Regions from separate parts of the Homo sapiens genome. Here region 1 is linked to region 2. The links are chromatin loops, found by intact Hi-C in ENCODE. Cell type or tissue: heart right ventricle. All regions are shown on one strand.

Evidence for each region. A loop is a pair of places that touch in the nucleus more often than their neighbours do. Peaks named below come from ENCODE experiments on the same cell type or tissue, not always from the same donor. Only the 100,000 strongest peaks of a DNase experiment are listed, where the experiment ranks them.
Region 1: it touches region 2 in a loop (2.0-fold over the local background); 2 of 110 quality-filtered maps call a loop at or near these places.

Annotation. Positions count from the first base shown.
Region 1 is chr3:11,400,318-11,408,317 of GRCh38, forward strand. All of the region lies in intron 19 of ATG7 (autophagy related 7), which reads left to right. Among named protein-coding and RNA genes, the nearest start is that of ATG7, 130 kb to the left of the region's middle. In heart right ventricle, no CTCF peak of the experiment used is centred here; no DNase peak of the experiment used is centred here.
Region 2 is chr3:11,505,857-11,513,856 of GRCh38, forward strand. All of the region lies in intron 20 of ATG7 (autophagy related 7), which reads left to right. Among named protein-coding and RNA genes, the nearest start is that of VGLL4, 130 kb to the right of the region's middle. In heart right ventricle, a CTCF peak has its summit at 3,401; DNase peaks (open chromatin) are centred at 3,405 and 4,235; H3K4me3 peaks cover 491 bases; H3K27ac peaks cover 3,964 bases.

The sequences.
Region 1 (8,000 bases), 110 kb before region 2:
TGAAACTGTTCCCTCTTATGCTGAGTACCCAGATAATAGGGGTAGGCCAATAAATCAATGAGCAGAGAAGGACTAGCTTGAAGACAACAGAAAATAAATAGGGACTGTGGCCAACTAGAGCTCAAGTTCTCTCCGTGGAGCAGCTGCAACCCAACTCTGGATGATTGTTACTTGCAGACTACTGGGAATAACGTTGCCATATTTTCTGATTTTTTTTCCTTCGAAGAGTAGATAGAAATGTGAATTTTAATGTGCAAGTACCTGATTTTTAAGTGTTGGTTCACACCGCACCCCCCACCCCAAAATACTGCTTGAGTCAAACCAAACCTGTACCTGGGATATGTCCAGTTAGTTTATGAGAATAACCTCAACAGCCATGCAGATTGGAGAGAGAGAATAATGTATAAAATAATGTACTATAACCTTCTTGATGGAACTTGCCTGCGAAGCATGTTCTTATATAATTCTCAACTTCAAAATTAAAAGAAACTCAACCAAAATTCATACATTACAAACGTCACTCAGGGTAATAATTTTCTTAGTGAAACCTGGCTCTCTCTGCAGGGGAATGAATTTTTTTACCGTAAGTAATTTATTAAAGGGATTGAGTAAAACTGCTAAATAGTGATATCACGCAAAGCAATTTCTTTTAGGAGAAATAGCTAAAGATGGACTTTAAAAATGTGCTGCTTAATGGGTTGAATCCCAAGATGTTGTGCTCCTGTTTAGATGTAGCAGGCATTTTCAAAGTGGTCCGAGCACCAGCAGCATCAGTGCCATTTGGGAACTTGCTAGAAATAAAAACTCTCAGACCCCGCCCCAGACCTAATTAATCAGAAACTGTGGGGTTGGGCCCAGCTACTTCTGTTTTAACAAGCCTTCCTGGGGATTCTGAAGCATGCTCAAGTTTTGATAAACCACTGCTATAGCTTTTGTGCTTTGTGACTTTTTTTGTAGAATGACTTTAGAAAGTTAAACTTTGTTATTTTAAGGTTTCAAGTGAATATTTTCTTCAATGTTGACATCTTCCAAGTATCCTTCAAATAATATCTTTGGTTTGGCTTATGTCAGTCAAGTATGTGTTGGTTTAAAAAGATGACCGAGAATAGAAAGTTGTATCTTCTAAAAATTCATTTTAAAGTGAGATTCGTATATAACAGCAGACACAATTTTATCCTCTTTCTGCCTTTCTTATCCACTACACTCATGGTATCCACTCACAGCCTCACTAAGGAAGTCAGTCCACTTCATGCTCAGCTTTTAACTTAGGGGTTTTTTAAATGTATGCATAGCATGTATCATGCACAGAATGCCATAGAATCCTTCTCTGACCCCTCCTTCTGTTTTATAAGCCATTCTGTGCATAAGGCCACAGTGACTTCACACTGGACTCTGGTTCTGCCTCCTACTAAATGGCAGAGTCCAGGAGGGTCCCACAACCTGTGTACTCCAGGCCTACAGACTATAAGCTCTAAGTAATGGATGCTCAGCAAATATTTTTTCTTTGCTCTAGGGTCTCAACTCTCAGCAGGATTAATAGCTGTTTAACCTACGGTGATCCTTTTATTAGTTTGTTACAGTAAGAAATGCATGTTTTAATTGGATTGGAAGCCTTGAACCTTTTCTTAAATAATAAACATTTTTATGTTGAGGTAAAACTTAAAAACAGTAAGTACACAGATGTTAAGTGTACAACTTGGTGGGTTTTTTTTCACATGTAAATACCCATGCAACTGAGACAGGAATAATAACAGGGTGGTCGCAGGAGAATAGAAAATTCCAGGCAGCAGTTTCACATGACTAGCAAAAGGAAACTGTTGAAATAGCTGCATAGACTGGGCGTGGTTGCTCACACCTGTAATCTCAGCATTTGGGAGGCCAAGGCAGGCAGATCACTTGAGGTCAGAAGTTCGAAACCAGCCTAGCCAACATGGTGAAACCCGGTTTCTACTAGAAATACAAAAATTAGCTGGGGTGTAGTGGCAGGCGCCTGTAATCCCAGCTACTCAGAAGGCTGAGGTGGGAGGATTGCTTGAATCCAGGAGGCAGAGGTTGCAGTGAGCCAAGATTGTGCCATTGCACTCCAGCCTGGGCAATAGAGTGAGACTCCGTCTCAAAAAATAAATTAAAAAAAGAAATACTGGATAAGCTAGGGGCTGATAAGACCCTGAAAAACCAGGGTGTGAACCAAGCTGGCTAAGAATGACTGCACCCAACATGGCTGTGGATTTGACCTAGGTTTCACCTAGAACCTCCTTATACATTCATTAACATATCACACATGCACCAGCCCCGTGAAAGTCAAGGCCAGCCTGGGCAACATAGTGAAACCCCAGCTCCAAAAATATAAAATCACAGAATAGAAGGAAAATCAACTGTCAGATGCTGCTGAGAGACTGAATGAGGATTATAAATGGCAAGATACAGGTCTTCAGTGGTCTTTTTATATTAATATAACACATTTTTTAACAATTTTTTTAATGGAGTCAGGGTCTCATAGCCACCACACCCAGTTTATTTAACAATCGACGTCAACAATTACCTGGTTACATAGACTTACCAGATTAATTTATCAATTTAGCAGTTAATCAAATTAGATTTCTCCTGTTTTAAAAATATTGAATATAAATTTCAATGCTTTTAAAGTCTTAATTAAAACCAGGAATCTATTCTCTTAAATGCTTAAAGTACATTAAGACATATCAAACAAACACTTTGCTGTAGTGATTACAACGTTGAATAGTACACTAACATACCATTTATAAATATGTTGATGCTATGGATCTAAATTTGTGTTTCTTAAAGATATTCAAGAGCTTTATTGAGATACAATTTACATACCAGAAAATCCACCCATTGTAAGACTAGAGTCTGATAATTCGTAGTAAATGTAAACTGACGTGCACCTATCAATCTGAGGAAGTCTTGACAAGAGTCTTTTGGAGTGCGGAGAGGAAGTCCTCATTGGAGTAAGTTAAAGAGAGAATGGAGAATAATATAGATGTTTCAAGGGTTTTCTTTTTTTTTTTTAATCTCTTAAGGGTATTGGGGGAAGGTAGTAAGGAGAAGGAGATTAAGAGGGATTATGTCTAAAATGGTAATTGTTTCATCTTGTTTGTGTTCAGAGAAAATCTGGAGGGATAGCTTGTCTGATTCCTTCTGTTTAGATAATAAAGGATGAAAAGACATCATTTAAGAAATGGAAACTAGCAAATGTAAACTTTTATGTAGTTTTTAAGGTTTTTTCTTCTGGTGAGTTACTTGCATTTCATTGGGAGAAAAATCTTCCTTTAAATGTTATTGATAATCAATTATTAAGTAGGTGAAGCAGTCTGGTTCCTTTTTCCTCACATTGCTTTAGAAATTAATACGAATGCTAATGAAAAGGCAAGGAATATAAAAACCAACAACATATTAATGACCCTGAGGTCGAAGTATGAATATCACAAGGGCAAAAATAGTTCTACACATTGGGCATTTCAGTGGATATTGGTTACTCCTTGACAAAAGATGGCACTCCTTATGCAGAAACACGCTGGATTTCCCAAAGAAGCGTATAAACTAGAGCAGGTTCTCTTAAATCTTTGAATGAATGCACTGAGTTAGTTTTGGCTGTTACTGCTCTTGGAATGTCTTTTTGTTTGCATTTTTCCAATTTACCTCCTTGTTGACATATCAATATTTAAAAGAAATCTCCCCCCCAGATTTTTGACCTACAATAGTATAATCTCAAATATTGGATTAATTGGTCAGAGCATCCATTTAAACATTTTGATTTTTATAATGTCCTGCTTATTAACCAGCTCAATTTTTTTTTTTTTTTTTTTTTTTTTGCGGTAGAGTCTTGCTCTGTCGCCCAGACCGGAGTGCAGTGGTGCGATCTTCTCGGCTCACTGCAACCTCCATCTCCCGGGTTCAAGTGATTGTCCTGCCTCAGCCTCCCGAGTAGCTGGGATTACAGGTGCTCGCCACCATGCCCGACTAATTTTTTTATTTTTAGTAGAGATGGCGTTTCACCATATTGGCCAGGCTGGTCATGAACTCCTGACTTCAAGTGATCTGCCCTGGTTGGCCTCCCAAAGTGCTGGGATACGGGCATGAGCCACCATGGCCGGCTCCAGCTCAAATTTTTTTAACCAGCCTTCAATGCTCAGCCAAGCCATTAATACCTCTGCCTTGCCTTTTATCTCCTGCTTGCATTCTTAAGGTCAGCTAGACTGAGTTTAGGGCCTTCTCAGATCTTCCCTGAGCAGGTGTGTGGTTTTGGGCATGTACCTAGCCTTGTGCCTGTGCCATGTTGTATTAGTCTTTCTCATGCTGCTCATAAAGACATACCTGAGACTGGGTAATTTATAAGGGAAAGAGGTTTAATGGACTTACAGTTCCACATGGCTGAGGAGGCCTCACAATCATGGTGGAAAGCAAAAGGGAAGCAAAGGCACATCTTATGTGGCAGCAGACAAGGGCTTGTGGAGGGGAACTCCCTTTATAAAACCATCAGATCTCGTGAGACTTATTCACTATCATGAGAACGGCATGAGAAAGACCCGCCCCCATGATTCAGTTACCTCCTATTGGGTCCCTCCCACAACACATGGGAATTATGGGAGCTACAATTCAAGATGAGATTTGGGTGGGGACACAGCCAAATCATATCACATATTTTCTAGATTCTTAAGAATATGCTTCAGCTTTTCAAAGCCTCCTTTAGTATTTTCCAGATTTTTTAAAGCTTTTTGTTGGCTTATTGTTACTTCAGCTGTTACATACCAAGTCAGGAGATCATGATGTTAAACAGTTGCCTCTGATAGTTTTCAACAGTTGGCCCTGGAAAAAAGGCTGGGTGAATTCTGAATCAGGTCAAATGAGGACATTTTGTCAGTGGATCTTCCTGACACCATACAGGTGACATTTTCTAAAAATGAAGATTTATAGAAGCTCTGACTCTAAACTCCACCCCCACCCCCTTGCCCCCACTGACTATTGGGCTGCCGGTTTTCACTGTGATTATGTGTTACTGATGTTCAAGGCTACTATGGAGCTTGAGGGGGTGAGGCGATGAGAATAGGAGAAGTTGAAATGCCAAAAAGCTTATTGTTTTACCAAGATTCAGTTTTTCTTGAATACACAGCCCCAGATTTTGTCAGCCTTCTCTTTCCCCTTATAGAAAGGATTTTCAGAGGTTCTTACTCCACTATTTTTGCTGACATTGCTATGTGTCATCTTGTCATGTATTTTCTGTGTTTATCAAGCCCTATTTGGCAATAATTATATTTTACAAGTAGTAAGTATGTAGCATTTCTTTTTTTTTATTATTTTTATTTTTGAGACAGGATCTCTCACTCTGTCGTCCAGGCTGGAGTGCAGTGTTGTGATCATGGCTCAGTGCAGCCTCAACTTCCCAGGCTCAGGTGATTCTCCCACTTCAGCCTCCCAAGTAGCTGGGACTACAAATGCATGTCACCACGCCTGGATAATTTTTTGTAGAGATGGGGTTTCGCTGTGTTTCCCAGGCTGGTCCTAAACTTCTGGGCTTAAGACATCCACCGCCTTGGCCTCCCAAAGTGCTAGGATTATAGGCATGATGCCTGTAATCCCACTGCACCTGGCCATGTGTAGCATTTCTCTTTCCTTCCTTTCCTTTTCTTCCTTCCTTCCTTGCTTTTTTTTGTTTTTGTTTTTGTTTTTTGTAGATGGAATCTCACTCTGTTACCCAGGCTGGAGTGTAGTGGCATGATCCCGGCTCACTGCAACCTCTGCCTCCCAGGCTCAAGCGATCCTCTCACCTCAGTCTCCCAAGTGGCTGGGACTATAGGCGCACATCCCCACGCCTGGCTAATTTTTGTATTTTTGGTAGAAATGGGGTTTCATCATATTGCCAAGGCTGGTCTCTAACTCCTGGACTCAAGTGATCTGCCCACCCCAGCCTCTCAAAGTGCTGGGATCACAGGCATGAGCCACCATACCCAGCCCATATGTAGCATTTCTATTGCCATGTTTTTTTGAGACAGTTTCTTGCCCCATCACCCAGGCTGGAGGGCAGTGGTGCAGTCATGGCTCACTGAAGCCTCCAATTCCTGGATTAAGTGATTCTCCTGCCTCAGTCCCCCACCAAGTTACTGAGATTACAAGCACCTGCTACTGTGCCCAGTTAACTTAAAAAAAAAATTTGTAGAGATGACATCTTGCTATATTGCCCAGGCTGGCCTTGAACTCATGGCTTCAAGCAGTCCTCTTGCCTCGGCCTCTGTATTAGTCCATTTTCATGCTGCTGATAAAGATATACCCAAGACTGGGCAGTTTACAAAAGAAGGAGGTTTATCAGACTTACAGTTCCACATGGCTGGGGAGGCCTCACAATCCTGGTGGAAGGTAAGGAGGAGCAAGTCACATCTTACGTGGATGGCAGCAGGAAAACAGAGCTTGTGCAGAGAAACTCCCATTCTTAAAACCATCAGATCTCATAAGACCCATTAACCATCACCAGAGCAGCATGGGAAAGACCCACCCCCATGATTCAATCATCTCCCACTGGGTCCCTCCCATAACATATGGGAATTATGGGAGCCACAAGATGAGATTTGGTTGGGGACACAGAGCCAAACCATATCATTCTGGCCCCGTCCCTCTCAAATTTCGTATCTTCACATTTCAAAACCAATCATGTCTTCCCAACAGTCCCCCAAAGTCTCAACTAATTTCAGCATTAACGCAGTAGTCCAAAGTCTCTTCTGAGACAAGGCAAGTCCCTTCTGCCTATGAGCCTATATAAATCAAAAGCAAGTTAGTTACTTCCTAGATATAATGGGGGTACAGGCATTGGGTACATACAGCCATTCCAAATTGGAGAAATTGACCAAAACAAAGGAGCTCAGGCTCCATACAAGTCTGAAATCCAGTGAGGCAGTCAAATCTTAAAGCTCCAAAATGATCTCCTTTGACTCCGTGTCTCACATCCAGGTCATGCTGATGCAAGAGGTGGGAAGGCATGATTGGTTCCCATGGTCTTGGGCAGCTCTGCCCCTGTGGCTTTGCAGGGTGCAGCCTCCCTCCTGGCTGCTTTCACAGACTGGCGTTGAGTGTCTGGCTCTTCCAGGCACACAGCACAGTTGTCAGTGGATCTATCATTCTGAGGTCTAGAGGACAGTGGCCCTCTTCTCACAGCTTCACTAGGCAGTGCCCCAGTAGGAACTCTGTGTGGGGGCTCTCACCCCACATTTTCCTTCCACACTGCCCTAGCAGAGGTTCTCCATGAGGACCCCACCCCTACAGCAAACTTCAGCCTGGGCATCCAGGTGTTTCCATACATCTTCTGAAATCTAGGCATAGGTTCCCAAACCTCAATTCTTGACTTCTGTGTACTTGCAGGCTCAAAACCACGTGGAAGCTGTCAAGTCTTGGGGCTTGCATTCTCTGAAGCCATGGCATGAACTCTGTGTTGGCCCCTTTCAGCCACAGCTGGAGTGTCTGGGATGCAGGGCACCAAGTCCTTAGGCTGTACACAGCACAGGGACCCTGGGCTCAGCCCTTGAAACCATTTTTTCCTCCTAGGCTTCAGGGCCTGTAGTGGGAGGGGCTGCCACAAAGTTCTCTGACATGCCCTGGAGGCATTTTCCCCATTGTCTTGGTGATTAACATTTTGGCTCCTAGTTACTTAAGCAAACTTCTGCAGCTGGCTTGAATTTCTCCTCAGAAAATGGGATTTTCTTTTCTATTGCATTGTCAGGCTGCAAACTTTCTAAACTTTTATGCTCTGTTTCCCTTTTGAAACTGAATGCCTTTGACAGAACCCAAGTTACCTCTTGAATGCTTTGCTGCTTAGAAATTTCTTCTGCCAGATACTCTAAATCATCTCTCAAGTTCAAAGTTCCACAAATCTCTAGGGCAGGACAAAATGACACCAGTCTCTTTGCTAAAACATAGCAAAAGCCACCTTTGTTCCAGTTCCCAACAAGTTCCTCATCTCCATTTGAGACCACCTTAGCCTGGACCTTGTTTAT
Region 2 (8,000 bases):
CATTCAGAGAGCTGAAAGGTACACAGTGCAGTGGTAACATCTGGAATTGACCCCTGGCTCCACCATCTTCATGATTAGTAAAGTCACTAAGCCCCTTTGAGAGCAAGATCAAGGCAGTCACAGTCACAGGGGCATTATGAGTATCACGTAAAGTCATGTATTCATATATGGGAATGCTTTGTAAATAGAACATTTCTGTATAAATCTTGCTTTCAGTTAGTGAGTTTGTGTATTTTTTGAGTTGGTCTCTCTGTAAATGTGCCTTCTTTCCCTAGTACATTTATTATTACTGAGTCCAGGTACGTTTGTGTATTAGTTAAGGTATAGGCTAAGGTACTATAATAGACCCCAGAATATCACAGTTTAAACATGGTAGAAATTTGTTTCTCCATGTAACAGTCTAGAGCTGCACCATCCAGTGCGGTGGCCACTAAGCACATTTGATTATTTAAATGTAATTCGAGCAAAATAAAAAGTTAACTGCCTCAGTTGCACTGGCCGCATTTCAAGTGCTTAGTAGCCTCTTGGCTAGAGGTTACTGTATTGGACAGCACAGATAAAACATTTCCATCATTGGTTGGGTGTGGTCATCCTATGTGCTTATGCGTATCAGCACTTTGGGAGGCCAAGGTGGGCAGATCACTTGAGGTCAGGAGTTTGAGACCAGCCTGGTCAACATGGTGAAACCCCATCTCTACAAAAAAAAAAAAAAAAAAAAAAAAAAAAAACCCAAAAATTAGCTGGGAGTGGTGGCAGGTGCCTGTAATCCCAGCTACTCAGGAGGCTGAGGCAGGACAATCACTTGAACCCAGGAGGCAGAGGTTGTGGTGAGCTGAGATTGTGCCACTGCACTCCAGCCCGAGTGGCAGAGCGAGACTCTGTCTGAAAACAAAACAAAGCAAAAAAATGCTTCCATCATCACAGAAAGTTTAGTTGGGCAGCCCTGGTCTAGAGGAGTGGTCTAGAACTTGATGGGTGCTCTGCTGTACAAGGTCATCCACAGGCCTGAGTTCCCTAAATATTATTGCTCTGCCATTCCCTAGGTAAGGATTCATAGCATTTTTTGTGCCATGGATCACTTTACAGAGTGACAAAGGCTAGGGACCACTTCACAGACTAATGCTTTTAAATGTGCAAAATCAGGCTGGGCGCAGTGGCTCATGCCTGTAATCCCAGCACTTTGGGAGGCTGAGGCAGGCAGATCACTTGAGATCAGGAGTTTGAGAACAGCCAGGCCCAACATAGTGAAACCCCGCCTCTACTAAAAATACAAAAATTAGCCAGGTGAGGTGGCACGCACCTGTAGTGCCAGCTACTCAGGAGGCTGAGGCAGGAGAATCGCTTGAACCCAGGAGGCGGAAGTTTCAGTGAGCTAAGATCACACCACTGCACTCCAGCCTGGGAGACAGAGTGAGACTCCATCTCAAAATAAATAAATAAAAATTTTGTTTAAATGTGTAAAATAAAACACAGAGTTACAAAGGAAATTAATTATGTTGAAATACAATTATCAAAGTATTTTAAAAACCCAAAATTTATGACATAGTAATATGTACTTTATTAATACATCAAATAATGATCTAGTGTCAATTCTAAAGGCTATTTTTGTAATTCCAAAGTAGTGATGAGTATTTGTGATATTTCAAGACAATCCATAAGTATAATGTGATATGAAAATACCTATAATTTCTGTTATTGACAGAGTCATGGACACTGCTAATAATGTGGTTTGTTCCCTCCATTATAAGTGAAGGAAATGCTAAAGTTATGGGTGTTTTTTGTTTTTGTTTTTGTTTTTGTTTGTCCTTCCAAATTTAAAGACCAGTGAATTCTATTCATGGACTCCTTGAGGGTCTGAGGACCCCAGGGTTAAGAAGCCCTGCTGGGAATTATTAAAGCTAGCCCAGCAATTTTAAGTCCACACTCTAGATGTGGGAAGGAAGAGAGGAAATGGAAGGCAACCATTTCCTGCTTAAAGGACTGGACCTGGCAGTTGCTCACATCCCATCTCATTGGCCAACATTAGTCACATGGGGTGTAAGGCATGCTGGGAAACACAGTCTGTAGTTGGGCAACCCTGAACCTTGCTGGTAATTAAAAAAAAAACAAAAAAACAAAAAACAAAACAAAACTGGGAGAGTTCCATCAGTAAAAGGAAGAAGGGAAGAATGGCTAGTAGGATAAACAACAGCCTCTACCACAGCTTGGCTCATCTCTATGGAATTAAAACAAAAGTGTTTTTTCAAAAATGTGCTGTTTACTCTCCGACACTTTGTATACCTTCAGGTCTACAGCAGATGTCAACAGGAAGCATTTCACTCTTACTAGCTATGGACAGGCCCCTATGGTGGTGCCAGTTCGTGAGGCACACAGTGTCTAAGGTGGGGGGGTGTCCAATCTTTTGGCTTCCCTGAGCCACGTTGGAAGAATAATTACCTTGGGCCGCACATAAAATACACTAACGATAGCTGATGAGCTTAAAAAAAAAAAAAAAGAAAAAATTCATACTGTTTTAAGAAAGTTTACAAATTTGTGTTGGGCTGCATTCAAAGCCATCCTGGGCCACATGCGTTAGACAAGCTTGGTCTAAGGGATATAGCTTTATTTTTTAAATAAGAGACAGAGTCTTGCTCTGTGGCCCAGGCTGGAATGCAGTGGCCTGATCATAGCTCACTGCCTACCACAAATTCCTGGGCTCAGGTGATCCTCCTGCTTCAGCTTCCGAAGTAGCTGGTGTACCACCATGCCTGCTAATATTATTATTATTTTCTTGTAATAGAGACAGTGTCTCACCATCTTGCCCAGGCTGGTCTCCAACTCTTGGGCTCAAGTGATCCTCCTATCTTGCTTTCCCAAAGCGCTGAGATTACAGGTGTCAGCTACCATGCACAGCCCTATGTAGCCTATTTTGAACTAATAATCCTCAGTTCTGTGCCTGTAGTTGCTGACAGAGCCAACACTTCACAAGTGTTGGCTTCTGAAGTGTGTTTGTCTCTTGCTTAAAGCAAACTCGGTACAACGTGATCTGCACTTACAAAACTAATAACAAATTAATAACAAATTAGATCTCTGCTCCTGTTACCAATGACCAATATTCTATGTGCAAGAGAGCATAAGTAGAAGGAGACAGACTTTTTCCAAACAAACAGATCCCTTGAGCAAATGCCCTTTAAACTTTAAAATAACAACCCCCTTGGGTTGTGCAGGCCTTTAACTTTTCAGAGAGCTTTAAGTACCTTAACTCTTCTTATTTTATTAAAACACCCAGGTCATGGGTTGGTTTTTTTTCTTTCCAAGTTAGTTAAATAAATAAGCAATTATGACGCAGCGCCACATGGCCAACAGCTTTTAGCTTATAAACATAGAGTTTGAAAAGCAGTACTTAGAGGCCAACTTGGTTGGCTGCTGCCGGCAGGAGGGAGCCGAGCTGTTCCCGGCCCAGATAACACTTAAAGGGCCAGGCAGGCCCTCATGCATGCACATTTGTCTACATCCAGGGAGCTGTTTTTTTTCTGATGCAACATGAATTTCAGTGTGGTTTTTTTTTTTTTTAAGTGCCAAATTGTGAGCTCCTGATGGCCAGCCACTTGTGTCTTATAAGCCTCCACAAAGCCTGGTGCAACTCCTTGTATGTCACAGACATAGACATGTTTGCTGACAAATTGTTTGTATTTTATGAGCGTTTATAATGGCCTTTTAAGTAAGTGACGTTTTAGAGTTTGCTGAATGAAGAGTGATTTTTATTTAGTCTCAGAGGCACAGTTGTTTGGTGTGGTTGGTTTTTTTTGGCCACCCCTCCCCCAATCTATCTCTAATTTTAAGATGTGATTCACTAGGAAAATATGATTCTGTTAATTGAATTCATTTTATAGCCAACTTTTCAGGAACCTATCTATTTCTGTAAAGTGAGAGCCACTTGTAAATGTACCGTTTGGTGCCAGCACTCAAATTTTCCCTGACTCAGTTGCTCCAGTGGTGTTTAAATATCTTCCCATAAATCAGGCAGCCAGCGCTCCATACTTATTTACTGGGTCTTGTGATTCAGCCCAGGATCCTGATAGTGATCTTGGATGGGTGATATAAATAGACTAGGATTTGCCAATGGCTATTTTTATCAGGGAAGCTTTCTAAGTTGATTTCTTTGAACCCAGAACAACTTCCTCCCTCTGGCTTCCCCTGTTTTCCTCCAAGACTAGGGAGATCCTTTCTTTATTCTGCCCGCCCATCTTCTGCCCCTCCCCCAGCCAGCTGGTGTCTGCAGAAATTAGAAGGAAGGTACGTGCCTGACACAGAGTTGCCTGAAATCATATATCTTTACCCCCTTTCAGGATCATCTTTCTTTCATCCGGCCCAAGAATGGCACCTTCCCCGCCCATCAGGCCACCTGCACTCAGGAGTCGGCTGCCTGTCCTGAAATAGATCTCTACCAGCTCTCAAGCAGAACAATTCCTTGCATTCATACTTGAATGTATAATTTGTGTTATTACCTCTTATTTGTCTTTGTAAGTTTGTCCCTGCCCCAGTTTAAAAAAAAAAAAAAATCTGAGTTACTGCTACTGAACCAAAGGGCCTCATTCGAGGTCTTCTTTCTCCCCACCCCCTCCCCCATCCCAGTGATACAGATGCTGCCTTGTCTGGTCAGGCCTTCAGGGAGGATGTCCTGACCCCCTCAACCCCCCATCTCCAAAGCTGTCCCCTCGCTCTTTGTGCAACTCGCCGCCCACATCCAGCACAGTAAAAGCAGGCTGTCAGCTGGGAGAGGCTCGCCTTGGAGGACTGTCCTTTCTTTACATCCTCTTCCCAGGGCTTCATGCTGCAAAACAGCACATTCTCAACATGAAACAAAAATGGATTCTGTTTTCTTTTTCACCTAGTGTTTTTGGCCATACTGTTCTTGGCAGTCAGACTTCCAGGCTTGGGGTAGAATCGATAGCTTAAAAGATAAATGTTTACACTGGTCAGCAATGTGCCATTTGGAGCCTTGGTGCCCCTGGATAATTTGCCAGAGTCTGTGGCTTTGTGTCCGGAATTGGTGGGTTCTTGGTCTCACTGACTTCAAGAATGAAGCCGCGGACCCTCGCGGTGAGTGTTACAGCTCTTAAGGTGGCGCGTCTGGAGTCTGTCCCTTCTGATGTTCAGATGTGTTCGGAGTTTCTTCCTTCTGGTGGGTTCGTGGTCTCGCTGGCTCGGGAGTGAAGCTGCAGACCTTCGCGGTGAGTGTTACAGCTCATAAAAGCAGCGTGGACCCAAAGAGTGAGCAGTAGCAAGATTTATTGCAAAGAGCAAAAGAACAAAGCTTCCACAGCGTGGAAGGGGACCTGAGCGGGTTGCCAATGCTGGCTCAGGCAGCCTGCTTTTATTCTCTTATCTGGCCCCACCCACATCCTGCTGATTGGTAGAGCCGAGTGGCCTGTTTTGTCAGGGCGCTGATTGGTGCGTTTACAATCCCTGAGCTAGATACAAAGGTTCTCCATGTTCCCATCATATTAGTTAGATACAGAGTTTCGACACACAGGTTCTCCAAGGCCCCACCAGAGCAGCTAGATACAGAGTGTCGACTGGTGCATTCACAAACCTTGAGCTAAACACAGGGTGCTGATTGGTGTATTTGTAATCCCTGAGCTAGATATAAAGACTCTCCATGTCCCCACCAGACTCAGGAGCCCAGCTGGCTTCACCTAGTGGATCCTGCACTGGGGCTGCAGGTGGAGCTGCCTGCCAGTCCCGTACTGTGCGCTCACACTCCTCAGCCCTTGGGCGGTCGATGGGACTGGGCGCCGTGAGCAGGGGGTGGTGCTCGTCGGGGAGGCTCCGGCCGCACAGGAGCCCATGGCGGGGGTGGGAGGCTCAGGCATGGTGGGCTGCAGGTCCTGAGCCCTGCCCCGAGGGAAGGCAGCTAAGGCCCAGCGAGAAATCGAGCACAGCACCGGTGGGCTGGTACTGCTGGGGTACTCAGTACACCCTCCGCAGCCACTGGCCCAGGTGCTAAGTCCCCCACTGCCTGGGGCCAGCAGGGCTGGCTGGCTGCTCCGAATGCGGGGCCCACCAAGCCCACACCCACCCAGAACTCCAGCTGGCCTGCAAGCGCCGCATGCAGCCCTGGTTCCCGCTCGTGCCTCTCCCTCCACACCTCCCTGCAAGCTGAGGGAGTGGGCTCCAGCCTTGGCCAGCCCAGAAAGGGGCTCCCACAGTGCAGTGGGGGGCTGAAGGGCTCCTCAAATGCCACCAAAGTGGGAGCCCAGGCAGGGGAGGTGCCAAGAGCAAGCGAGGGCTCTGAGGACTGCCAGCATGCTGTCACCTCTCAGCTTCACCCACCCAGTGACCTTGAGTCTCCTTAACTTTCCAACTAGCCTACCTCCCAGAGGTCCCCCACACCCCTCTCCCCTCCTTCGGCCAGCCCTGAGGGCCAGGCCCTTTCTCACTTCCTGAACCAAGTACTGGAAGTAGAAGAAACTGTTGTCAGGCTCCGAGTTCCACCTCTGGGTCAAGGGCTCCAGAGCCTGGTGCTGCAGCTTGGCCAAGGGAACCCAAAAACCAGGTCAGCAGTACATCCACTCTCTGAGCTTTGGTTCTGTCATTGCACAGGATTAATGTTCCATCTCAGATTAACTCTGAAATCAAATGAGGTAATGTATTAGTACTTGTGTGTACAGAATTGGTGGGTTCTTGGTCTCACTGACTTCAAGAATGAAGCCATGGACCGTCGCAGTGAGTGTTAACAGTTCTTAAAGCGGCACGTCTGGAGTTATTTGTTCCTCCTGGTGGGTTCGTGGTCTCGCTGGCTTCAGGAGTGAAGCTGCAGACCTTCACGGTGAGTGTTACAGCTCATAAAAGCAGTGTGGACCCAAAGAGTGAGCAGTAGCAAGATTTATTGCAAAGAGCTAAAGAACAAAGCTTCCATAGTGTGGAAGGGGACCTGAGCGGGTTGCCATTGCTGGCTCGGGCAGCCTGCTTTTATTCTCTTACCTGGCCCCACCCACATCCTGCTGATTGGTCCATTTTACAGAGAGCTGATTGGTCCATTTTACAGAGAGCTGATTGGTGCGTTTACAATCCCTGAGCTAGACACAAAAGTTCTCCAAGTCCCCACTAGATTAGCTAGATACAGAGTGTGGACACAAAGGTTCTCCAAGTCCCCACCAGAGTAGCTAGATACAGAGTGTCAATTGGTGCATTCCCAAATCCTGAGCTAGACACAGGGTGCTGATTGGTGTGTTTACAAACCTTGAGCTAGATACAGAGTGCCGATTGGTGTATTTACAATCCCCTAGCTAGACATAAAGGTTCTCCAAGTCCCCACCAGACTCAGGAGCCCAGCTGGCTTCACCCAGTGGATCCCGCACCGGGGCTGCAGGTGGAGCTGCCTGCCAGTCCTGCGCCGTGCGTCTGCACTCCTCAGCCCTTGGGTGGTGGATGAGACTGGGCGCCGTGGAGCAGGGGGCGGTGCTCGTTGGGGAGGCTCGGGCTGCACAGGAGCCCACGGGAGGCAGAGGCTCAGGCATGGTGGGCTGCAGGTCCTGAGCCCTGCCCCGCGGGGAGGCAGCTAAGGCCCAGGGAGAAATTGAGCGCAGCACCAGTGGGCCAGCACTGCTGGGGGACCCAGCGCACCCTCTGCAGCCGCTGGCCTGGGTGCTAAGCCCCTCATTGCCTGGGGCTGGCAGGGCCAGCCGGCCGCTCCCAGTGCGGGGCCTGCCAAGCCCACGCCCACCCGGAACTCCAGCTGGCCCACAAGTGTGGCGTGCAGCCCCAGTTCCTGCTCCCGCCTCTCCCTCCACACCTCCCTGCAAGCTGAGGGAGCCAGCTCCAACCTTGGCCAGCCCAGAAAGGGGCTCCCACAGTGCAGCAGTGGGCTGAAGGGCCCCTCAAGTGCCGCCAAAGTGGGAGCCCAGGCAGAGGAGGCGCTGAGAGTGAGCGAGGGCTGCGAGGGCTGCCAGCATGCTGTCACCTCTCACTTGGAGTGCTTTATGAAACGTAGAGAGCATAACAACAGCAAGAATATC